Regions from separate parts of the Homo sapiens genome. Here regions 1 and 3 are each linked to region 2. The links are chromatin loops, found by intact Hi-C in ENCODE. Cell type or tissue: PC-9. All regions are shown on one strand.

The links. A loop is a pair of places that touch in the nucleus more often than their neighbours do. Peaks named below come from ENCODE experiments on the same cell type or tissue, not always from the same donor. Only the 100,000 strongest peaks of a DNase experiment are listed, where the experiment ranks them.
Region 1: a loop joins it to region 2, with 6 times the contacts of the local background. A loop is called at or near these places in 4 of 110 quality-filtered maps.
Region 3: it touches region 2 in a loop (8-fold over the local background); 3 of 110 quality-filtered maps call a loop at or near these places.

Annotation. Positions count from the first base shown.
Region 1 is chr12:6,059,842-6,067,841 of GRCh38, forward strand. VWF (von Willebrand factor) reads right to left here. Exons shown (of 52, transcript NM_000552.5): 11 at 5,296-5,432; 12 at 4,405-4,543; 13 at 3,113-3,213. Among named protein-coding and RNA genes, the nearest start is that of SNORA120, 24 kb to the left of the region's middle. In PC-9, CTCF peaks have their summits at 3,453 (motif pointing right), 3,656 and 7,908 (motif pointing right); DNase peaks (open chromatin) are centred at 3,560, 5,560 and 7,950.
Region 2 is chr12:6,373,233-6,381,232 of GRCh38, forward strand. SCNN1A (sodium channel epithelial 1 subunit alpha) reads right to left here and starts at 2,331. Exons shown (of 13, transcript NM_001038.6): 1 at 2,273-2,331; 2 at 1,136-1,605. The coding sequence starts at 1,551. LOC105369626 (a long non-coding RNA gene) reads left to right here. Exons shown (of 4, transcript XR_931591.3): 4 at 1-343. It also overlaps a transcript of LTBR not described here. RefSeq lists enhancers at 738-1,342, 3,159-3,763. In PC-9, a CTCF peak has its summit at 3,555; DNase peaks (open chromatin) are centred at 2,379, 3,049, 3,569 and 4,579; H3K4me3 peaks cover 4,569 bases; H3K27ac peaks cover 5,422 bases.
Region 3 is chr12:6,211,930-6,219,929 of GRCh38, forward strand. All of the region lies in intron 1 of CD9 (CD9 molecule), which reads left to right. Among named protein-coding and RNA genes, the nearest start is that of CD9, 16 kb to the left of the region's middle. RefSeq lists enhancers at 2,420-2,923, 2,924-3,425, 3,426-3,929, 6,020-7,219, 6,450-7,322 and silencers at 3,254-3,548, 7,334-7,628. In PC-9, no CTCF peak of the experiment used is centred here; DNase peaks (open chromatin) are centred at 2,902, 3,332, 4,302, 6,702 and 1 weaker place; H3K4me3 peaks cover 1,607 bases; H3K27ac peaks cover 7,459 bases.

The DNA of each region.
Region 1 (8,000 bases), 310 kb before region 2:
CTAGGTTCTCCTCCTGATGTGCTGGAATGCAATGCCCGCAGTCAGGGCACCCTGGGCAAGGCGGCATAACTGGTGGTGCACCTCCACTCCCTTCCCGCCTCTCAGCATCTTTTCTCTCTCCTTTCTCAGAGTTTGATGCTCCCCAAAGGCGTTTTCATTCACCCCCACCAAGCCAGCCATCACTCCCATGTCCCACTCTAAAACCAGGTCTTCTCCCATCCCCTTGGCTTGTCTCGGAGGTCAGCTCGGCCAGGGTTAGGAGAGTGGGGGCGACACTTAGAGACTCTCTTAGTGTCACTTAGCGACACTCACTATTTGAAATAAACCTCTGGTCAGTGACAGTTCTGACTAAATGAAGCCTGTGCAAGGATCTTTTCCACACTGCTATGCCTAAGGCAGAGCTGGGCCCTGCAGGGCAGCCAGCAGGGCAGGGAAGCAGCACACAGAGGATGTGATTTCTGCTGGCTGGAGCCTTGCTGCCTGGACCGCCAGCCCCACGGGGACAAAGCGTACATAACACACCCAGGGGAAGGAGACCGGGGGGCCCCTAGCTGCACCTCCTCTTGCACCGCCTCTGCCCCAGCTGGCCTCCCTCCAGCTCTCGCCTCCACACTTCCATCCCCAAAAGCCCTGGTGTCAGTATTCTGAGGCTCCCCACCTCCTGCCCCAACTCAAACACCCCCTTTCCTGCTTCATAATAAAACCCACAAGATAGTCCCTTTCCATGAGCCCCAGGAATCTGTGTAAAGAAAAAGAAAAAAGAAAAATATATATAAAAAGACAGTTCTATAGGCCATGGGGTCATCTGACCCTGTCCTGAACCTTGGCCAAGGAAACGTCTTCTTGTTAGCTAAACTGACACAAACCCACCCCAAAGATAACCCTACATCCCCTCCCACAGAAAGAAGTTGGCTTCTCTTCTCCTCAGGGGAGAGACAAAGACCAAAGAAACCTGAGGGGAGGAAGGGCAGCTGCCCAGGATGAGAAGTTACGGCCCTGCTGATCAAGGGGAGAAAGTGCATGGGTGGAGAGCACCCTCTCTGTGAGGTGGGAAGATGCTGAGAAAGTGGACTGGCTGGCCGGGCGTGGTGGCTCATGCCCGTAATCCCAGCACTTTGGGAGGCTGAGGAGGGTGGATCATTTGAGGTCAGGAGTTCAAGACCAGCCTGGCCAACATGGTGAAACCCCATCTCTATTAAAAATACAAAAATTAGCTGGGCATGATGGTGGGCACCTGTAATCTCAGCTACTCGGGAGGTTGAGGCAGGAGAATCGCTTCAGCCTGGAAGGCGGAGGTTGTGGTGAGCCAAGATCGTGCCACTGCCCTCCAGCCTGGGCAACAGAGTGAGACCCTCTCTCAAAAAACAAAACAAACAAAAAGAAAGTGAACTGGCTAACGTGAAGCACCCCCTTGAAGACCGGGGTGCAGGAGGCAAGACTGGTCAGGAACCAGGAGACCCGAGTTCTGGTCCTTGCCCGGTAACTAAACGACCATGAGGCCTAGGGCAAGTTACTCCTGCTCCAGAAATAATGGCTCTTTATTTCCTACTGGAAAAGGGAGGTTGACAAGAGGATCTCCCAGACCTTCCTGCTTTATGGTCTGTGGTTGCAGGTTTATTTTCATAAAAGGAAAAAAAAAAAAAAAAAGGAGTTAGTTTGAAATTCCCTCAGGAGCTCTAAGACAGGAGAAAGAACATAGCCACACGAGGATGGAGGACGCCAGGATCTCCTGGGTGAAACCTGCCACCCTGCCCCTGCCACCCAGGATTATAGCAAGGACCCTGTGGAATACAGGACCCCAGGAGGCAGGAGGAGGCTCTCCAGGGATCCCAGGCATAATCTAGCGCAGTGGTTCTCAAAGTGTGGTCTTGAGACCCATAGGGGTCCCTGAGACTTTCAAGGGGTCTGCGAGACCAAAACTACTTTCATAATACTATGAAGACGCTATTTGCCTTTTCCCTCCTCATTCTCTTACAAGTATAGAGTGGAATTTTCCAGAGGCCACATGACATGCAATATTGCAAAAGATTGAATGCAGCAGTAGATATGAGAACCCAGCTGTCTCCTATTAAGCCAGCCATTAAAGAAATTTGCAGAAATGTGCAGCAGTGGTATTATTCTTGTTGCTTATTTTTGTTCTGGCAAACAGTTACTTTTCCCCAAAACAGTGATGTTTATATTAATGTGTAGTGGGTTTATTATTATAATTTTTGAATGAGTTAATAAATACATATTTTAAATGTCTCTAATTTAATTTTCAATCTGATAAATACCAATAAATATAATCCTCCTACAAGATCTTGAGGTCCTCAATAATTTTTAAGAGTGTAAAGGCATTCAAGACCAAAAAGCGAGAACCACTTTTTGTTCTGATGGGAAAGGCATGAGGCAGAGAACTAATCCTCGCTCTGCCATGACACGGTTGGTGGGGGTCAGAGTGGGATCAGTCCTCTGATCAGAGGAGTCTATCCTAGCCCTGGAAGTTCTGGAGTGCTGCACCATCCCTCCACTTCCTGTGCCCTGGTTGCCTCATTTATAAAATGGCAGTAATATTTGCACTGTCCACCTGCCAGGGTCATTTCCAGAGAAACAGTGAAAAGTATGGATTGCTATCCAGTGTGATTCCAGGACCACCAAGAACAAGAGGAAGTGGCCCACACATGCAGAGTCCCAGTGTCCAGGGGAAGAATCTGGTGGTTTCCTGAGCAACCTTTCCCGGGCAGGCTTTCTCTTAGCTGAGAGTGCCAATCTGGCTCTTCCCTTACTGCCCACAGTGGGCACCCAGGGAGACACCCCTGCTCCCGGGCCTTGTTTCAGCCGGGAGATTGGACAGCAAACCTGCTCCTTCCCCAGCCCCACAAGAGCCCACCCCAGTCTAGAGGCCCTTGGGATAGCAGAGCCCAGCAGGAAGAATCCCCAGGGCCAAGAAGGGGCATCCAGAAAACAAACACCAGCCTCATAAACAAGAGAGGCCTGTTTCTCGCTCTGGGGGTGTAGGCCATGAGGAGAAAGGAATTCTTCTCCCACCACACAAAGCCATTCTACCCAGAGCACAAGGGGTACTTTGTAAGGGTCGGGCCGCAGGGAGCCAGTACCCCGTGAGGGCACCTACCTTCACCAGCAGCCTCCCGCGGCCATCCCAGTCCATCTGCAGGTCCTCCCCGTAGCTGAGGCGCACGGAGGCCGTCACTGTATGCTGGATGCGGAGGTCACCTGGAACCCAGCAGGACAGGACTCAGGCAGAGGTGGGGAGAGGACAGGGTGGTGGCAGGCAGATGTATTTGGGAGGAAATGGGGTGTCTCAAAAGGATGGTAGCACTGAAGAGCAATGACTTAGGGGCAGATGGGGTGGCCATGAGGTTTAAGGGGGTGTCAGGAGGAAGGGTGATCAAGGTGGACAGAGCGCAAATAGGGTCCCCCAGGAAGAAGCCTCTGCACCCCCCGCTATGACCTGCCATTCCCCCTACTGCCACAGGAGGGAGGCAGAGGCTCCTGCATCCTGGGCTGTAGGCAGGTGCCCTGGAGCAGAGGGGGATCTCTTTAGCATTGACACCACGACATCTGAATGTGCCTGGGACACTCTGCCACTGCACACCACCTCATGTCTGAGCGATGCTGTGTACGACACTGAATACAGCAATTGTTGCTTCTGTGGGAAGGTGGCGACAGATAGGAGCACACCCCTTGCCCTGGGGGAACAAACATATCTTATAAGGAGACACACAGCATAACACCCATGGACGTGCTGGGTACCCACTAGCCCAAGTTCATCCGCTGTGTGCAATGCTAGGATAATGGGCGACAAAGTGGCCAGCAGTTGTGGAGAAGAAGGAAGAGTCTGAGAGCCACTTTGAGTGTGAAGTTTGGGAGCTTTACCATGCAAAAGCAGGTTTGCTTTGACCGGCACAGTGCAACCCAGGTGAAGATACTGGACAGGTAGGTTTTTTGCTACCTCTAGACAGGCCAGAGGGTCACCTGGCCTCGCCCCAAGTGGCATCCTCTGGTGTGACATCACCAGCCACCCCCGATCTCTCAGCATCAGCCTCTGCCCCTGTCCCACCCCAGAGCAAACCAGAACCACCTGCCCAAGACTCAACTCGCCCCTTTGGTTCAAGCCAAATAAAAATCCTCTCGGTTCCCTTTTCCCATCTACACTCTGTCCCAGGTCTAGAGCAACCTCTTCATCTATAGGCTTCCTTCTCTAGTCTTCCTCCTCCAGGAAGCCTTCCTTTCTTGGAGGGATGCATGCCAAGCACCCCACCCTGCCCTCCAAAAATAACTCTCCATCACATTCCCATGGAAGAGGCATGCAGGTCCTTAAGGACAGTGGCCAGGGTTGAGAAGGAGGGTGCTAAGGGATGGGCTGTGCCAGCCCCAGGCCTGATGGAGCAGGACGAAGCATACCTTTCAGGAGGGGGAGCTGGACGTCCTGGCCATCCATGGCAACTCCTGCCCCATGCTTCAGTTTCACAAGGCTGTTGTGCAGGCCAGGCAGCCGGACGGTGACGGAGCGGGTGCACACAGCGTCGCGGTCATCAGCACACTGCCAAGAGGGAACACAGGGTGACTTTGCTGCACCCCCTGCCTATCCAGCTCCCCAGCCCAGGACCCTCTTAATCAGAGAAAGGCCTCAACCCGAGAGCCTCTGGCCTTCTCATAACCTACAACTCCATTCTCCCAGAATACTCCATGTGAATGGGGCCCCCTAGAGTTGTGCAGCAAGAAGGCTTGCTAAGTGCATCCTTGCACACGCCTTCTCCCAGCCTGGCCCAGTCTCTTATAAAGAACCATGGGCCTCTGCTTCATCGTGTTCCTTGGACCTACTGTTCCAAAGAGAATCAAAGACTTTGATCCTCAAGGAAAGCCCTGTGCATTCTCTTCGTCCTCATCTTTGCTTCCATCCCTACAGAAAGGAAGCCACACATGTACCACAGAGTTCAGAAGAGAAGACCAGCCCTCTTTGCCCCCACCCCAGCCATCCCCAGCTCCAAACATCAGAGGGTTAGTTATGGGGGCAACAGGCTAGACCCAAGCAGGATGCGTCCACTGGGTGGGGAGCTGAGCCAGCCCTGAGGAGGCATTATTGTCAGGGCAGGATGCCTTCCGCCAGCATCTAGGGAGAGAGGGGATGGGCTGGGTTTCTGGATGAATGAGGAGCTAACTGAAGTCTGGAAGAGACCTCCCTCATGCACAGAAAGCAATGCCCCACGCCTTCCAGGGACTGCCCATTCAGCCTAGCAGCTATGCAGCACCTTGGGCTACCACCCGACCAGCAGCCGGGCTGGCAAAGCTCACCTGGACAGTCTCAATGACAATGGAGAAGGAGTGGTCCTGGCAATCCCGGGCCAGCAGGTACTGGCAGATCCCACTGAAGGTGAAGTATCTGTTGTCAAAGCTCTTGAAGTGTGATTGACCTGTGACAAGGCACTCCCCTGGAGAGACACAGAGGAAGGGAGAAGAATGGGAGGTGAGGGCACTTCCCCTGGGGTGGCCAAGGTGGAATGCATATGCAAGCAGGGTGCCCTTCCCCAAAACTGCATGGACGTCCTTTGCCCAAACCAGTCTAAAAACAAGTTCTACGAGAAAATTCGGTTCCTGCTCCTAAAACTGCAAGATGTCAGAGCTGGGTCATTCAGGTCAAGGCCTCATTTTACAGATGGGGCAACTAAGGAAGGTGACAGAGCCACACTCAGTCAGTGGTGGAACCACGCAGGAACCCACGCTCCTGCTTCCAGGCTCCCTGCAGCCTCCCCTCCTCCCTCACAGCTCACTGCCATGTCCCACGCTACCTGCTGGCATCAGGGCCACACCAGCCTCAGACTGGTGCCAGCGGAATGCCTGGCCAGGGGGAGGCTGCCCAATAGCACAGGGTTCTCTGAACCTGAGTGTGGAGAGGCTCTGGGAAACAGTGTCACCCCTGGAGAGTCCCTGGAGGCCAGGGGGCAGAGTAGGCAGCCCAGAGGCAGGATGAGGTGGGAGGGTGAGGCAGGACAGTCTTGGAGCTCAGCAGTGAAAATGGGGACTCCATCCTCCTCACCAGCAGAGGGGCAACTCTAAGGCCATTGCTTTCTGCGTCCTCAGAGGGGCAAGCCCACGCTGTGACTCCAGCCAGGGCCAATGGGGAACCAGGAGGCCATCTGCCCATGATCTCACCACCACCCAGGCAGTGCTGACCTCGGCAGCGCCAGCTTCCCAGCCCAGGCTGACACATCTGTGGGTGGGGACTAGGACTCCCCTTCATCACCCTGCAACCCAAAGCCCTCAGCTTGTCCCCACCCTAATTCCCACACCATCTCCCCCACGCCCCAGCCTAGGCCCCATACTTGTGGCCCAATGCACCTCCAAACTGAGATCACACATCCTGGAAGGTGTCCTGGCAGGGGGAGGCCTCTGCCAATGTCTCCAGTGATTCTCCATCAACCTGCCTGGCTTGAGGCAATCCCATCTTCAGGGCCAAACATGGACCCATCAAAGCTGAAAAGGGCATCTGGATCCCTTCCCAACCTGCCCTATATATTTCCTCCACCTGCTCTCATCTTTGCTATCTACTCTACAGAAAAAGAAATATATATAGAGAGAGACACCATTGCCATTTGGTGAAGGAGGAAGACTTTTCCCACCCAGTCACTCTACGGTGCATGTGTGAGTTCCTTTCTCTAAGGATCAAAGCAAAGATGAGGACACATAGAGTGCACAGGGCTTCCCCTGAGACCCTCCAAACAGCGGAAGCTTGGCTGTCTACAGCGCTACCTCAGCCTCCACCTGAAGTTCCCCCTTTGGGGAACAGATGCTAGACCAACGTTGGAAAGACAAATGTAAGAGGGTCCTACAGACCATCCTATGTGGGCCCAGCTCCAGGGGCTAATGCTAGCCCTGTCACACAGCCAAGGGGTCCCCAAAAGGCACAGAGAGATTCTAGCTTGTCAAGGACAAGCTCCACAGGCCCTCACTGTCTGGCACTTCATGCTCGCATGTGCCCTGACAGGCCCAGCCAGGGGCCAGGCTAGACTGTGCAGTACTGGACCCAGGTGTGGGCCTGCCTTTGAGATGTGTATGAAGGCAGGATTAAGGATGAGGTGCCTCAGGGATGTACACATCCCTCTGCCTGGTCCCCAGGACAGTGGATCCCTTCCAGGACAGCATGGGTCAGGAGGGCACATCCAGCCCAGAGGAAATTAGGAGAAAGTGGAAAGGCCCCAGATCACTCCCATCAGCATGGCCCACCTTCTCCGCTGCCCCCTCTAGAAGAGCGGGAGTGAGGAGTGACTGTTCGTGGAGGACAGAGCAGGCCACAAGATAGGGGCCAGGATCGTCCCAGCCCATTCTGGATGTGCTGTAATTTCAAGTCCAGTGAGGTCTCAGGAAAGCCTTTTTGAACTGACCATTTTTCAGAAATTATCATCATTCTACAAACACAGTAATATGGTCATTTGTGTCAAATGTCTTGACCCCAGGGCAGTAAAAATGGGTGGGAATTCTTCCCCCTGCCTTTCTGTGTTTTCTCAGAGCACTCTTATCTAAGCAAGAAAATGGACTTCTGTCTTCTTTAACAATACCCAGGAAAAGAAGGGTCAACGAGAAATGTGCAAATATTCGAAAGGAAAACTTTCAGGGCCAGCATCTAATCGTCTCATCTGATTTCCTTCTCTGACCTTCACTGACTTGTGTTCCCAAGTTTCTCGCAAATCAGAAGTCTAAATATTATATGAGCTTATCTCCTCGGTACAACTGAGCAACAGAGCCACAAACACAGGAAAATGGGTGGGTGAGCTGCCAGGTAGCCGTTAGCCACGGGAGCTAGAACGTCAGCCAGAACTATGGGCCATGCGAACACGCTCACCCATCCTCCACCCAGGATGGGACACTAGGATATTCCCCATCAGTCAGCAACAGGCAGCTCCTGACGAACAGCGGGCCCACCACTAGATGGAGATGGGCACTGGAAGTTTGGGGAATGAATGAAAGGCAGGTGATTCCTAAAACTGCATTTAAAAAAAAAA
Region 2 (8,000 bases):
GCATGACCAATCCCCAGCATCCAAAATCGCACACATACCAATATGTGCACACACACACTCACACCCACACCCATAAAGATTTTGCACTCCTTGAAGGTACACTAACTCACCATTTTTATCATACTTATCCCAGTGTGCCACAGTTACTGGCTTATATGCCTGTCTCTGCTATCTTATTTTATCTGTCTCCACAACACAGCAAACTACCTGGCCTTCAATAAAGGGCTTATGAATTATTCATGAATCCATTTTGCCAGGTGCCTAGCCCTGTGTCTGGCTTGAAGCAGGTGTTCCCAAGGTGTGGCATGGCTGAGTGAATACAAATAAAAGGTATACAAAAGCACTCAGCCCTGCCCTCCTCTCTTCTCCACGCTTACCACCTGCTCCGGTTTCCAGACCCAACATTGGCAAAGAGCACCGATGAAACCCAAAAGTTCAGGACACACCCAAGCACGTAAAGGTCAGGCACCTGGGCAGGTCAACAGTGCAGCATTTTAGCCTGGGTCTTTTGGGGGAAGAGCTTCACAAGGAGCTGCTCTCTAGCCTGACCCATTCTCCTTGTTCTGTAAGGCCCCTGCCCCCAGCCTTTGGGCTCACTTGCAGCCCTAACCTCCACGATCCCCCTCTTTGCTTTCTCCATAATAAATTCCCCTTCTAAACAAAGACTGACAGCACCACCTCCACAGCACCTGCACGGTCTCGCCTCCCCTCACCTAGCCTCACCCCTCCATCAGACTCTCCTGCTGAGGTGGACGAGGTCTTATACTTTGCTGGCATCTTGCTCCAGAAAAGGGATGCAGCTGAGCACACCCCTGCCCTTTTGCAAGCACTCCCTCCCACTTGCAGGAGGGAGAAGGGAATGGGAGGGAAGGAGAAGAGAGGGCAGGGGAGGGCAATGCTGCTCCAACAACCACACTCTGGGTGAGCCTGGGGTGCTAGGATGGCTCCACTGGGCAGGGACGCCAGTCCAGTAAGCTGGAGGCTCCTCATTTTGCCAGCAGTGAGCTCTACCTGGGACAGGGGTGTCAGTTCCCACCCTCAGGTCTGAGGCTCTGCCTGCCCAGTGAGCACCTCAGCACCCTGGACCACCCTTCCAGGCGCAGGCACCAGGGAAGGGGCAGAGGGACTAACCGACCTGTAGGGATTGAGGGTGCAGATGGTCACTGCGGGGAAGACGAGCTTGTCCGAGTTGAGGTTGATGTTGAGGCTGACGGGGTAGCTGAAGTACTCTCCGAAAAGCAGGCCGAATTGCCAGTACATCATGCCAAAGGTGCAGAGCCACAGCACTGCCCAGAAGGCCGTCTTCATGCGGTTGTGCTGGGAGCACACCAGGCGGATGGCGCCGTGGATGGTGGTGTTGTTGCAGAAGAACTCGAAGAGCTCTCGGTAGGAGCGGTGGAACTCGATCAGGGCCTCCTCCTCCGCCGTGGGCTGCTGGGGCGCCGCAGGTTCGGGGCCCAGCCCCTGCTCCTCACGCTTGTTCCCCTTCATGAGCCCTGGAGTGGACTGTGGAGGGCTAGAGTCCTGCTCCTCCAGCTTGTTCCCCTCCATGAGACCTGGTATGGGCTGCAGAGGTCTAGGGTCCTGCTCCTCCAGCTTGTTCCCCTTCATGAGCCCCGGAGTGGATTGGGGAGAGCAAGGGTCAGGGTCAAGGCTGAGCTCTGGGCCCTGAGTGCCCTCTCCCATCACCCCTGGAACCCGAGTGAGGCTGCCCCTGGCCATGCCCATGTCCCACCCTGCGCCCACATTCTCCCACTCCTCCCTCCCTCCTCCACCTTTCCTGGAGCCAGCAGACCTGCGGGAGTTGGGGCCAAAAGTGCCGGAGCTGGGCTTCCCTAGAACGGCCTCTCCTCTGCTTCCCTGATAGGGCCACCTTTCGAGTTTTGTCCTAGCACCTCCCTTTCTGTCTCTGCCCCCTTCCTTTGGTCTTCTTCCTCCAGGATCTGTGTCTCAGCTCCTGCCTCTCACTCCCTCTCTATCTGCCTTCTGTTTCTCTTTGGGTCTCTCCTGCTCTCCTCTTTCTGGCCTGCCTCCTCTCTCTAATCCTGCCTCTCTTCCTCTCCCCCCCTTGCCTTGCCCCCTCTCACTCTAGGCCCTCAGCTCCAGCCTCTGGCCCTGACCTCGAGCTGTGTCCTGATTCTGTCTCTGCCCCAGGACTGCAGGGCTCCAGGAGGTCTGGGCTGCCTCCAGCTTCCCACTCCCAGGTTGCGGCTGGACTGGGACTGGTTCCTTTCCAGTTGAATCTGGCAGCCAAACCTCTCCTCCCCCTCACCTGACAGGTGCAGCGGCCTGGCTGGGGAGCCCGCCCGCTGGCCGGCCAGGGATGGAAGCGACAGGAATCTCATTAGCATCTCAATTAAAGGTGAGCAGGGCGGGGGGAGGGGCTGAGGAGGAGTCAGAGCCGGGAGTTTTCCGAAGGAAGGAGGGCTCCCGAGGGCAGGTGAACTGGGAGTACTGGACCTGAGAAGGCGGACTCTGGGCAGGGGCTTTAGACGCAGACAGGCAAGGAGGCTGGGGGACAGGATGGCAGGTGAGGGGCAAAGATCTGAACAAGTAGAAGGATCCTGAGCCCACAGCTAGGAGGGCAACACAAGGAGAAGGGGCCAGCCAGGCTGAGAGGGCCTGGGTGGGGAACCGGGAGGACAGGAGGGCAGAAAGAGGGAGACAATAGAGAGGGACAGCGAAGGACAGAGAGATAGGGATGGAGGAGGGGCACTGAGTGAGTAGAGGCAGGTGGGGGGCAGTGGTGGGGGCAAATAGAAGGAGCCAGCACCAAAGGGAGTCTGTCTCCAGGAAGGAGAGCAAGGGGGGAGTCCCAAGTGTGCTTCCAGGAGCTAGAGGCTCAGCAAGTGGGCAGCCCTCCAAGGGCACCCACAGGTCAGCCTCACCCTCAGGCCCTGCAGAGAAGAGAGAAGAGGTCTCTGCAGGTCTCCTCCCCGCTCACTAAGTGGGAGCAGCGCACTCAGGTGGGATGCGTCTGCCTCCTCCTGGTCCCTCCTCTTTCCTGCTGATTCCTCGCCACCCCCTCCAACCTTGTCCAGACCCGGGAGGGGCCCAGGTGAAGCTGGGGGCTAGGCGGGGCCCTAGGACATTCTGTTCTTTTTTACACTGTTGGCTGCCAGGCCAGGAATGTGTAATCGCCCCTGCTGTGGTCACAGAGTTGCAGGAATGTGGGCAACCAGAGGCAGCGCGAGGGCCACGCAGGACACTGTGGACACAGACCCGGAGCCCAGGAAGAGGCAGGGAAAGCAGGCACTGAAGGTGCAGGGAGGATGTGGCCAGCGCTGGAAAGGAAGAGGGTGGGCATGGCACACGCCTAGACAGGCCCTGGGAGGAGGAGAAATTCGTTGATGGGCTATATTTTCTCCAAAATCTCTTTCCAAACTTAATGCAGCAAAAGGATAAGGAGTGGAGTGCCAAGTGGTGAGCAAGGAGAGAGAGGAGGGTCAGAGAATCAGACCCAAAAAGGGCTGGAGGAGACTCGGGAGAGCCACCCACACAACCCAGGCCCTGCACGCGGCAGGGAAGGCTGCCGCTTCCTCACGGGCCCCACAGGAGGCAGCCCAGAGTGCAGGAATGTGGTCACTGGCTTGTCCTGCCTCCCTCCACAAGCCAGCAGACAAAGGCCCAGCCTGAGCATTGATACACACCGGGGGAGGAGATAGGCCTGCAATACAATAAGATAAGGTTTCTATTTGTACACTTTAAAAGATTGTCTTTAAAACGGACTTCTAACAAAAGTGCAGATCTCAGATTTCTCAGAGATAAGACATAAGAGCCAAGGGCTAGGGGAGCCTAGGGGCTCACTGCAGGAGACTCAGGAAGCCTTCCCAGAGAAGGTGTCATCTCTGCTGAATCTTGACAAGCAAGGAGTTTAGCAGGCAAAGAAGAGAAAAGGCAGTACTCCAGGCTCAGGGTCCAACCTGGTCTGTGGCTTCCTCTCTTGCGGCAGTCTCTTGCGACTTCTTAAAGTGAAAGCCGGTGTCAACCAGGATTCCAAACCAGGTTCCCTTGCTTACCTTGATACTGCTCATGATACCTCCCCTTGGAAGGGACAGCTGGATTTTTCTTCATTGTCCTAATGAAGAAACTGACCCTTCCCAAGGATAAATCAGTTTTCTGAGGTTAGAAAACAAAATAGGAGCAGAGCTATAAACAGAATTCAGAATTCTCCTCCTCCTCTGGGGCTATCTACTTAGCGCTTTTGCCATTTACTTCCTGAGACAGACTCATGGGGGATCGGGGCTCAGGTGCACCTGGATGTGAAAGCCGGGAAGGCCTCCCTCACTCCCACACAGAGCCCGTGGATTCGTCTGCTCTCTGGGTGCTGGGTTATCTCCTTGGCTCTGTGAAAAGGTCTCTGCACTGTCCCCACTGCCCCACATATCCCAGAGACCCCTAGAAACTCCAGTCTCCCTTGAGCCAGGTCCTTACATTGGGCATGGTCCTCCCTGCAATAAGGTGCTCAGCACCCTGGCTGTTTGATCTCAAAGGTTCTGAAAAGCACCTCCCTGCCTTTTCTATTTGCCAGCTCATGCCTGAAATCCAACCACTAGCTTAAGGCAGCATGGCAAATAGTTTTCATATCAAGGGCTCTGTGAGAAGAATTGCAATGCCTGGTCTGGGCTGAGCCAAAGGGTGGTGACCCTGCCACGTCCTGCCGGGTATGGGAGTGGCAATGCGAGCCTAGTGCTGCAGCATTCTAGACCTGGAGCGGGCTAGAACAGGCTTGGTGTTGTGAGGAAAATAGAAATCTGAGACCTGGACTTTGGTCAGAAGTCCATTTTAAAGATGATCTTTTAAAGTGTACAAATAATACACAAATATGTTTTTGTCACAGTACAATTTTTCAGCAATACAGAAGTATATAGAGCTTCCCTTAGTCCCCTTCCTTTCCCTCCCCAAAGGGGAGCCACCATAATTTGTATATCTGTCTATATCTTTTTGTGTGCCTTTATAAACTTACATGTATTTTTAAAAAACAAAATATATAGTTCTTTTTTATGACAGAGACCATGCTATAGGTATGTTTCTACAACTTCCATTTTTGCTTTTATTTTCTTATTTATCTTAGAGACAGGATCATGCACTATCCTCTAGGCTGGAGTACAGCAGCATGATCATGGCTCACTGCAGCCTCCAACTCCTAGGCTCAAGCAGTCCTCCTGCCTCAGCCTCCCAAAGTGCTGGGATTACAAGTGTGAGCCACCATACTCAGCCCCTATTTTTGCTTTTAAACTATGTGACTTTGAGAAAGGCACTTGACCTCTATGGGCCCCGGTGATCTTACCTGAGAAAATGAAAGGGCAAGAAGGGGTGGGTAAGGCAACCCAGATGGACAAAGACTTTTTCCAGCTGACCTTGCATCTAGCCCCCTGCTTCATGCATGAGGGGACTGAGGCCCACAGAAGCAAAGTGACTTGGCCACAGTCACCCAGGAGTTAGGGGTGGGGTCAGACTGAAAACCAGGCCACTCCTTTCCAAGCCCAGTTCTCCTTCTCTGACTTTGAGAGAAGTACAGTTTTGTTCTATAAGAAGTCAAGAGCTTTGTAGACTCTGTCTTGGAAGGACCCCCTGCCTTCCCAGGACTACCCCCAGACTCCCCCAGAGCCCCAGCCCTTCCCGCCAACCCAGGGCTGCCTTCCCCTCCCAACACCAGCTATCCTCTAACCCTGTGGTGTGGCCATAAAATATGCACGGCTGCAGGGAGAGAAGTGAAACCAGAGGGGCTGCCATGGGATGAGGGTTATGAGTGCAAAGGGTCTTCCTGCCTCTTGTTCTCCGCGGACAGGAGATGACGGAAGTAATCACTCCACCCTCCTAGGGAGAGCCTATCTCTGCACTTACCACTGTTTACTATTATTTATTATTATTATTTACTATTATCCTGATGTATGTGTGTTTGTACGTATACATCCGTTTGGGGTCCCTGACTTCCCGCAACACAAGGACAGAGACCAGGCGTATTCATCTTGGTGACCTCAGTGTCTAGCGGTCACTGTTTGCTGACCCAGTCTGCAGAAGACAGCAGAACTGGCGTCTTTCCTAGTTTATCTTTGACAGAGCGGGATATGCTACGAAAAAGCATCTGCAAAACTTCAAACATCCTAACTTCCTCTGACAACCCATTTATTTGTGGTCTATTAATTTATCTAAATTTTCTTCACTTTTCCCTGTTCACTTCTATCCTTTCCAGGATAAGAATCAGTTACTTAGTTAAATGCAACTCTTTATTCTTACTACTTGGAGCTAATTAGCCACTTCACACTGGGGGCTGCCCACTGTGGAAGACAACAGTCCTTTCAGCTGCCCTTATGTGGTACAGATTTCTCTTTCATTTAAAATGATGGACCAGAAAAATGCCACTCTTCATCTAGTCCCCTGGCAGTTTACTTAGAAGTTCACTACTAGAAGTTGGCCGGGCATGGTGGCTCACGCCTGTAATCCCAGCACTTTGGGAGGCCGAGGCGGGTGGATCATGAGGTCAGGGGATCGAGGCCATCCTGGCTAACATGGTGAAACCCCGTCTCTACTAAAATTACAAAAAAAATTAGCTGGGCATAAGTGGTGCACGCCTGTAGTCCCAGCTACTCGGGAGGCTGAGGCAGGAGAATGGCATAAAACCGGGGAGGTGGAGCTTGGAGTGAGCCAAGATCGTGCCACTGCACTCCAGCCTGGGAGACAAAGCAAGACTCTGTCTCAAAAAAAAAAAAAACAAAAAAAAAAACAAAAAAAGAAGTTCACTACTAGAAGTTTATCACTTTGATTGAAGACAGGGTTTATCAACCTTGGCACTATTGACATTTTCGGCTGTATCATTCTTTGTGGTGGGACAGGATGATTCTGTCCTATCTACAATCCTGTGCAGGATGTTCAGCAGCATCCCTGGCTTCCATCTATTAGATGCTAGTAGCACCTCCTGAGTCATTGTGACCAAAACATCTCCAAATATTGCCAAATGACTTCTGGGGGGCAAAGTCACCCCCGTTGAAAAGACTGGGTTAAGGCATTGTCACCACTGAAAATGCAAATACTCTGGAAAAGGACAACCCTCATCTGTTATGCACTTCTGGGTGTTTGCCAGACCATTTCCAAGAGCACTAGTCAGCTAAGAGCAGAGTGGAGAAGAAGAGAGAAAGAAAAAGTATTTAGAAGAATCCATTCCTGGCCGGGTACAGTGGCTCGTGCCTGTAATCCCAGTACTTTGGGAGGCTAAGGTGGGCGAAATGACTTGAGACCAGGAATTCAAAACCAGCCTGTGGCCAACATGGCAAAACACCATCTCTACTAAAAATACAAAAATTAGCCGGGCCTGTTGGCGCATGCCTGTAGTCCCAGCTACTCAACTTGGGAGGCTGAGGCCAGGAAAATCACTTGAACCTGGGAGGCGGAGGTTGCAGTGAGCTGAGATTGCACCATTGCACTCCAGCCTGGGCGACAGACTGAGACTCTGTCTCAAAAAAAAAAAAAAAAGAAGAAGAAGAAGAAGAAGAATCCATTTCCATCAGCCCCCTTTCTGGATGCCTAATGGGCCTGTGGAAAGAAGGCTCTCTCAGCAGCTCCTTCGGAAGAAGGCCTGGGAGAAGAGTCCCACCCTCACACACCTTCTAGGCGTCCTGGGGTGCTCGGTCTGGGTCTGGTGTTGCCCAGTGGAAATCAGTCTCAGGAGGCTCTGGTGAAAAACACAAAAGGACAGGAGTAAAGACAATGCCCTGCCCGCGGTGAACCTGTGGATTTCTCACCCCTGGAGTCTCCCTTTATCCTCCTGGGGATGGCTGGGCATTATAGTAGCCATTTATTGGTAAGATTTGTCTTTCGTGATCCAGCTGGGAAACAAGAAACACTCTAAGTCTTTCAAACAGAAGAAGTTTAACACAGAGAACTAACTGGTACATGGGTGATGGAGGAGCTGAGAAGACAATGGGAGGCAGCTCAGAAAACAGCAGAGCGGGAAGCAGCTACCATCTCTAGGCCTGGAAAGATGGCAGGGTGATGTAGCA
Region 3 (8,000 bases), 160 kb before region 2:
CCTCTCCAGGGCAGAGGAAGGGCTCCAGGTTTTTAAATGATGCTGACTTTGTCCTTGAAAGGAGGGAAGATTTCTCAACTCGAACTTGTTCAGACCAGGTAGCTGCCTAATTTCCAGAAAGATATGCTGAGAAAAAGCTTACGGAGTTCCTCATCCTCTGCCACACCCTGGAGAGGGGACCAAGCTGTCTCCCTTCTATCAGGGAGGAGACAGGTCAGCAAGTAACCGATCTCTGCATGGCATGTGCTGTGCACCGTCAGAGGAAGAGTGCTGACAGCTGGGTCACTCATGCCTGCTCTGTGACCACGGGCAAGTCGCTTTACCTCTCGGAGCCTGTTTCTTCATCTCTCACAGGGATGATTCTAACTAGCTCTCAGGCTCTAAGGCAGCCCACTAAGAATCAGAAGGGGCAGCAGGGCCTTGTAGTGTAATTCTAGTCTCCTCCCTGGGAAACCTCTCATGCATTGCATTACTGTTGCTCCCACAGGGAATGTTCTCTTGTAAAGTAATGGCCTGCACCAGCCTGAGGCCAGGCTCGAACATTTACACACAACGAGCCAGGCATAGCAAGGTGGTGGCACCCCCAGGCTGTAGCTGTCTAGGGCCACCTTCACCCTTCCACCCAGGAGCCCCCCAGCTGCACTAGCACCCCTGGAAAGGGAGGCCACAGAGTCAGTAGGCAGGCTAAGCATGTGCTTAGGGCACCAACAATGCAGGCAGCTCAAGGAATCCAGGGAAATAGGCACTTTTTTTGAGCTTTATCTTACAAGTTCAACTTTTTTTATGTTGAATTGTATGGGTTGTGGGGTAGGTACCATAATCATCTCAGTGTCTAGAGCACTAAATGGCCACAGAAGGCAGAAGTTGGCCTCCCCAGGGACCCAGCTTGTCATGGAATGTTGGGTTTAAGTGTATGTGTGGACCCCTCTCCCCAGCCTGCCCTTATGGTATAAAAGAGTGACATATAATAGCAGGGGCCATTTATGACCCAGGGACATTGCTGGGGTTGGGGGGAGTGGGCCAGGAGCGGGCAAGGAGTTGTCTTGATAGAAACGCTGATTCCCGTGGGGAGACAGCAAATTAGTCACTCTCCTTAAGCCTTACTTTCCTTATCTGTGTAATGAAGGTAATAACACAACCAGCGTCTTACGATTGTTACTGGGACTAAGGGGATATTTAATGTAAAGCTATTATATGGGCCTGGCTCACAGGCAGAGCTTCTGTGTTAGCTTCTGCTGCTGTTGCTGTAGTTGCTGCTACTGGTACCTCTCCTTAACATTTTTCACAGATTGAGGTTGTCTAAGTGTTCACATTCATCCATATCTTCTCACTTCAGTTCATGAAACCACATCACACAAGATCAGTCAATGCTGAAATTTACCTCCAGTCTTTCTCCCTCTCGAACACGAATTGGAGGACGTATCTTTCCACCTGTCTATAAAACACTCATTTCTGAGACTTCCCCAGTTTGGGGAAGACGGATAAAGAAGGGAATCAGTTTTGCACTTTGCTGGAAGCGCCTGTAAGAATGCCCCATTGGCAGAGACTCGCTTTGTGGAGCTCAACTTGGAAATTAATTTACAATGGAAATTGAAGGAAAATCTACTTCATGTCCACACCAAGAAGGGTGGCCTCAATGCCTCTCCTTCAGTTCACTCCTTGTGCCTTCCAAAAGGAAGTTGATTCTTCGTATGTAGAATTTTCTGGACACCTAGAACACCTACACCCAGAAACCAGGTCCCAGAGAGATGCAGAGCCACGGTCACCATTGCTTGTGTAGACACCAGGGGTAGGAAGTGGAAGGAAGGTAGCGCCTGAGGGTGCAGCTTCCCAGGGACCACCACCTCTCCCAGCCTCAATGGCGGGAGAGAACAAACCCAAGGGAGAAGCTACGGGCCAGCATCTTCCCTCCCTCCCTCTTGGCCCCCACCAGGGCTAGGGTCAACACCCCAAATTGAAAGCATCTGTTGTCAAGCTGCAGCAGGCAGGGAAACCCTGTCACCAGGTTAAGGCTTAAGTCAGAGCATTTTGCCAAATTCAACACGTCCAAGCCTCCCACTTGTCCCCCAAGAAAATTTCTCAGGGATTCACATCTTTCCCAGTCACCCCCTGGCCAGTGAGGAAGCACCGTGCATCGAGAAGAGCATAGCTTTGAGTCGTCTATGTGGAGCTGGTTCCATCTGAGCTCTGCCTCTTCCTGGCTGTGTCTTTTTGAGTCAGTTGCTTAAAATCTCTGAGCCTGATTCATCCATAAAATGAGGGTGATGAGAGGATTCAGTGAGAGACTGTACATAAACCACCTCCTGTAATGTGTCGGGGGCGTGGGTCCTTGTACATAGTAACTTCTACTGTTAAATTGCTACTGTGGTGTTATTTTCCCTAAGCTAGACAACCTGCAACTTGACCATTAGCCTCTTTTTTTTTTTTTTTTTTTTTTTTGAGATGGGGTCTCTGTCACCCAGGCTGGAGTGCAGTGGCGCAGTGTCAACTCACTGCAGCCTTGACCTCCTGGATTTAAGCCATCCTCCTTCCTCAGCCCCCCAAGTAGCTGGAACTACAGGCGTGTGCCACCATTCCCAGCTAAGTTTTTGTATTTTTTAGTAGAGACTGGGTTTTACCATATTGCCCAGGCTGGTCTCCAACTCCTGAGCTCAAGCATTCCGCCCCCCTCTCAGCCTCCCAAAGTGCTAGGTCAGGTCAGAGGCCTGACCATCAGCCTCTGAGTGTATTCTTTTAAAAAATTGTTTTTCTAGAGTTCGGGGAGGTTTGAGGAGAAGTCCAGTCTCATGCATAACAGCGAGCTGGCCTAGGGAGCACAGCCGGCTGCAGAATTCAGGGGGGAGGTTCTTACCAGGAGTGCCCTGCTGCAGGTTGTGGGAGCCTCTCACGGGCCCACTGAGTCACCAGGGCCTGTTACCAGAGGAGAGTTCACGCAGGCAGGGCCTGGGTGGTGGATGTGCATTTGGGAGCCAAACGCAGGTTCCAACTTGAGCCCTTTACCATGACTTCCTGGCTCAGTGGGTTCAGCACAGAGTTGTCCAGCCGTTCTCTCTCCTTTCTTACCTCTTCCTGCCTTCCCACCTCTCTGCATCCTCACCCTTAATGGTCACAATGCCGCATTTCCAGGGTGACCCCAGGTTCCCTCCCCGTGGCTCACAGTGCTGGTCAAAGCATTTGAGCCCCCAAATGCCCCACTCTCCAGATCGGAGTGTAAAGTAGTAGGTGCCAGTCCTGCTCCCTCGTGGGGCTGGGCAGTGAGCTCTCCCTAACACACACAAAGCACCTCCAGCTCAGAGGAAGCTCACACCTCCCATCCATGCCTTCAGGCTTTTCGGCACTGGCATTTAGAAAGCTATTCTCTGGATTCAGAACCCCCAGAGAGAGCTTTTCTCTGTCCTTCCTGATTATTGGTGTGTAAATGAAGGCCTAGAGTAGTGGTTCTTAAACTTGAGCGTGATGAGAGTCACCTGGGGAGGTGTTGGAAAACAGAGTGCCGGCCCAGTCCCACTCCAGTTTCACTGAGTGAGTCTAGGAGGGAACTGCGAATTTGCATGTCCAGGTTCCTGGGTCATCCTGCTGCTGGTCTGGGGTCATTTCGAGAGCTGCTGGACTGGCATAGAGAAGAGTTTCCTGGGTTGCCTTTGAAGATAAGAATTTCTGAAGGTTTGAGCACTGCCTTCAGACAGTGGCTCGGTAGAAGTCCCAAGAGCAGAAGTTGTCTGGAGAGGAGAGATGGCCCCCAGGATGCGCCTGACCAACCAGTCATACCTACAAAAGGGAGTTCTGGTTCTCTAGGGCTGTGATCTCTGGGGCTTTTCAACTTGGCTGTAGTAAAACTAAAGTTAGTAATATGCCCTGTTGTCATCTAGAAATTCCGCCATGAGCTATTACAGTAGTTTAGTTGGGACGCTTAAGGAGAGCAAGTCGTGGCAATTTCTTCTGCTGATTACAGCGGAGTTTTGGTTTTCTTGTTCCCGGTGTTTACTGTGTGGTGGAGCTGGATAAGGGAGCACCCCAAAGCCTCTAGTCCTGCCCAAGTGGCTTTGCCCTTCCAAAGACAACAGCCCCAGCCTTCATTTGGAGGTGGGAGAGGAGGACACAGAGAGGGTTGGAGGAGGCTGTGGGCATCGGGATCCTGTTTGTTCTTGCTGGCACTGCCTGGCCCGGCTTCCTGAGGAGTGAATCAGCCCATCCAAGGCTTGGCATGCAGTAGTGAGCCAAGGGTTGCCATGGAGATGGGCGAGGCCCAGAGCCCACAGGTCTGGGTGGCCTGACTTGTTTTTAAATGTTGAAGTCTGTGCGAAGAGGGAGGGCCTATCTCCACTTCTGTGGCTTTCTTAAAGCGTGACTGGTATTTTGGGGCCTGGAAAACTGCTGGTGTGGGAAACTTGCATCCCCAGTATTTGGTGTGTTGCTTACTTCCTGGGTGCTATGGACAACTATGACTAATGCTCTCCCAAGTTTAGTAGATGACAAAAACAAAAACCAGGGCTGACAAGCATCTTATTGAAGGAGGGTGATAAAGAGGCCAAGGTTTCCTCTCCTGCCCAACCCAGGAAAATCCCCTCTCTCTCTGTTATCTGCTGCTGTAATAACTCCTTTCAGCAGGGTTAATTTGCCCACGGAAGCAGTTTGTGATCCAAGGAAGGACAGAAGCCTAAAATCTGAGCCAACAGTCTCCCTTTAGCCTTCCTTCCCCACTTTCCTTTGGCCATTCCCATCCAGTCTTAGTGGAGCTCTGGATGGCAGTTTGCAGGTGTGAAGCAGATAAGTTTATCCATTTTCCTCCACTACCCAGCGCTCACACAGACTCCCACACAAACCAGGAAACAGAACCCCAGTGTCCTAAATTCCCCCGCTGCCACCCAGCCGCCTTCTCCGATCACAGGAGGACACAACAGCCGTCCACAGAGGGCCCATGAATTGACCCAGTGTCACCTCACGTCTTTCTCAGGGTTTATTATTATTGTCATTTTTTTTCCCTATGGAATCCGGCTGGCTGTAACACTTCACAGTTTTCAGAATGTTTTACATGCATCACTTTATTTAATCCTCTCCTTCAACCTACGTTGAAGGCAGGACAGGTATCATACTGTTTTTTTTCCACAAACGAGGACTGTAACGTTCAGAGAAGCTGAGGAAAGTGTGTAGTGTCAGAGAGCTCCTAGGTAGCAGTGCCAGAATTAGAGCCCAAGTTTATATCCATCACAGTCCAGTCATTCTCAACAGAGGCGTGCAATAGAATCCCTGGGAGCACAAAGAGTCCCCTGGGATTGCTGAGGCAGGTGCATGTTTAGAAATCCCCCAGGTAGGCTGGGTGCCATGGCTCACACCTGTAATCCCAAGCTTTGGGAGGCCAAGGTGGGTGGATTGCTTGAGCTCAGGAGTTCAAGACCAGCCTGAGCAACACGGTGAAACCCTGTCTCTACAAAAAAAATAAGAAAAAAAAAAATTAGCCATGTATGGTGGCTTCCACCTGTGGTGCCAGCTACTTGAGAGACTGAAGTAGGAGGATCGCTTGAGCCCGGGAAGCAGAGGTTGCAGTGAGCCAAGATTGTGCCACTGTACTCCAGCCTGGGTGACAGATTGAGACCTGTCTCAAAAAAACAAGTATTTTCCCAGATGATTCTGATGCCCACCCCATAAAGAAGCAGGCCCTAGGTGGCACAGCTGTGCAGGCAGCAGCTCACTATTCTTTCTATTAAGCCACCTGTCCCTTGTTGAAAATTGTGTATCATTTTGACCATGGGCTCAGCAGAGTAACCAAGTAGCCATTGCTTTTCCAGGAGGACAATGGGAAGTTGGGAAGAAAGTTCTCCCTCCTTCCTGGACTCCATCCACTCACCACTGCCCACCTCCAACCCCTCCCAAAGTGGTAGATATGGCCACCTCAAGGCCAAGGCATCCTCAGCAAGAAATCACTGTGAGCAATGATCTGCTCTCCACTTTCTGGGCTTTCCAAGGCAGCTGAATAGAGGAAGCATAACAAATATTTTGTCCTTTTTAAAAAATGGGCTGGGTACAGTGGCTCATGCTTGTAATCCCAGCACTTTGAGAGGCCAAGCTGGGTGGATCTCCTGAGCCCAGGAGTTCGAGACCAGCCTGGACAACATGGGGAAACTTCATCTCTACAAATAATTTTTAAAAATTAGCTGGGCGTGGTGGTGCACACCTGTAGTCCCAGCTACTCAGGAGGCTGAGGTGGGAGGATCATCTGAGCCTAGAGAGGTCGAGGCTGCAGTGAGCCATGGTCATACCACTGCACTCCAGCCTGGGTGACAGAGTGAGACCCTGTCTCAAAAAAAAAAAAGTGTATGGCCAGTCAGTACATATTACAGAAGATGGGACCTGGAGGAAAAGGGGGCCCACGCCAAGAGCACCCAGTTTGTTTGACCACAAAGGATTTTTCTTTGCAGTAGGATTTGTCCCATAGGCAAACTTGGCTTCTCCCACCCGGGGAGTGGCATGCAGTATGCCCTCCCCCACACTGAAACCACGTTCAACCCACTGCTCTTTTCCTCTTCCTCTGGGTTACCTCCTCTTTTTCAGCACACCTACTTCAAGAATTTCCATCAGGAGGCCAGGCTGTACATACGAACCTCCCCAGGTTCTAACTGGAACTGGTTTTGCACACTTGGCATAGAGTCCCCAGAGCAGCCAGGTGCCCCTAAGCTCCGTTACACTTTGATGTTTTTTGTTTAATCCTCCTTTGAAATTGGAAATGTTTCCTGTAACTCCAGGTGTGTGTTTCAGTGTAAGATTTCTGAACCTGTCCCTGCAGCAAGATTTTGCAGTGTGAGTCACTGAAATTCTCATCTTTGCGTGGGAGCCTTGGGTGAATTGTGCTCTCAGTGGTGAGTGGGTGTGGCAAGGGATGACCAGGACACCATTCATTGTGGGCCTGAGTTTGGGGCACTCTTGGGTTCTCATGTCTCCTGAGGCTCACATAAGCCCCAGGTGACCAGCTTACCTGTGTTCGTCAAACATAAGAGTGTTTGACTGGACTTCTTTGAGGGATGGGGGTGCTGGCAGAGTTGCAGATAAAGACCGAGGACAGCAATGCATGGGTTGTTTTTTTGTTGTTTTTATTTTTGGAGATGGAGTCTCGCTGTGTCACCCAGGCTGGAGTGCAGTGGCTCAATCTCCGCTCATTGCAACCTCTGGCTCCCGGGTTCAAGTGATTCTCCTGCCTCAGCCTCCCAAGTAATTGGGACTACAGGCACACACCACCACGCCCGGCTAATTTTTGTAGTTTTAGTAGAGACGGGGTTTCACCATGTTGGCCAGGCTGGTCTCAAACTCCTGACCTCAAGTGATCCGCCTGCCTTGGCCTCCCAAAGTGCTGGGATTACAGGCATGAGCCACCGCACCCGGCCTGCATGGGCTTTTTGTAAACTTGGTTTTCCAAAGTCTGTATAAGGATTTGCCTGTAAGTCACATTGGGACATGCTTCACCAACAGAAAGGGAAATTGTTGTCATTCCCCAAATATTCCCCAACCAACCTTAATGGGGCTTCCTTAGTATTTACTCTGGGCAAATAATTGTTCTTTGTGGTTTCTTTTTTTTTTCTTTTGAGATGGAGTCTTGCTCTGTCGCCCAGGCTGGAGTACAGTGGCGTGATCTCGGCTCACTGCAAGCTCCGCCTCCCGGGTTCACTCCATTCTCCTGCCTCAGCCTCCCAAGTAGCTGGTACTACAGGCACCCGCCACCACGCCCGGCTAATTTTTTGTATTTTTAGTAGAGACAGGGTTTCATCATGTTAGCCAGGATGGTCTCCATCTCCTGACCTCATGATCCGCCCGCCTCGGCCTCCCAAAGTGCTGGGATGACAGGCAAGAGCCACTGCGCCTGGCCTCTTTGTGGTTTCTGACTCTTGTGAGACATTTGAAGATGGATCTGGATAAAAGGCCTGATGGGAAAGGAAGCTGGTCCAAATGAAGAGGACACAGGAGAGGAGATCTGGGTGGATTTCAAATACTTTTTCACTGAAGTAGTCATT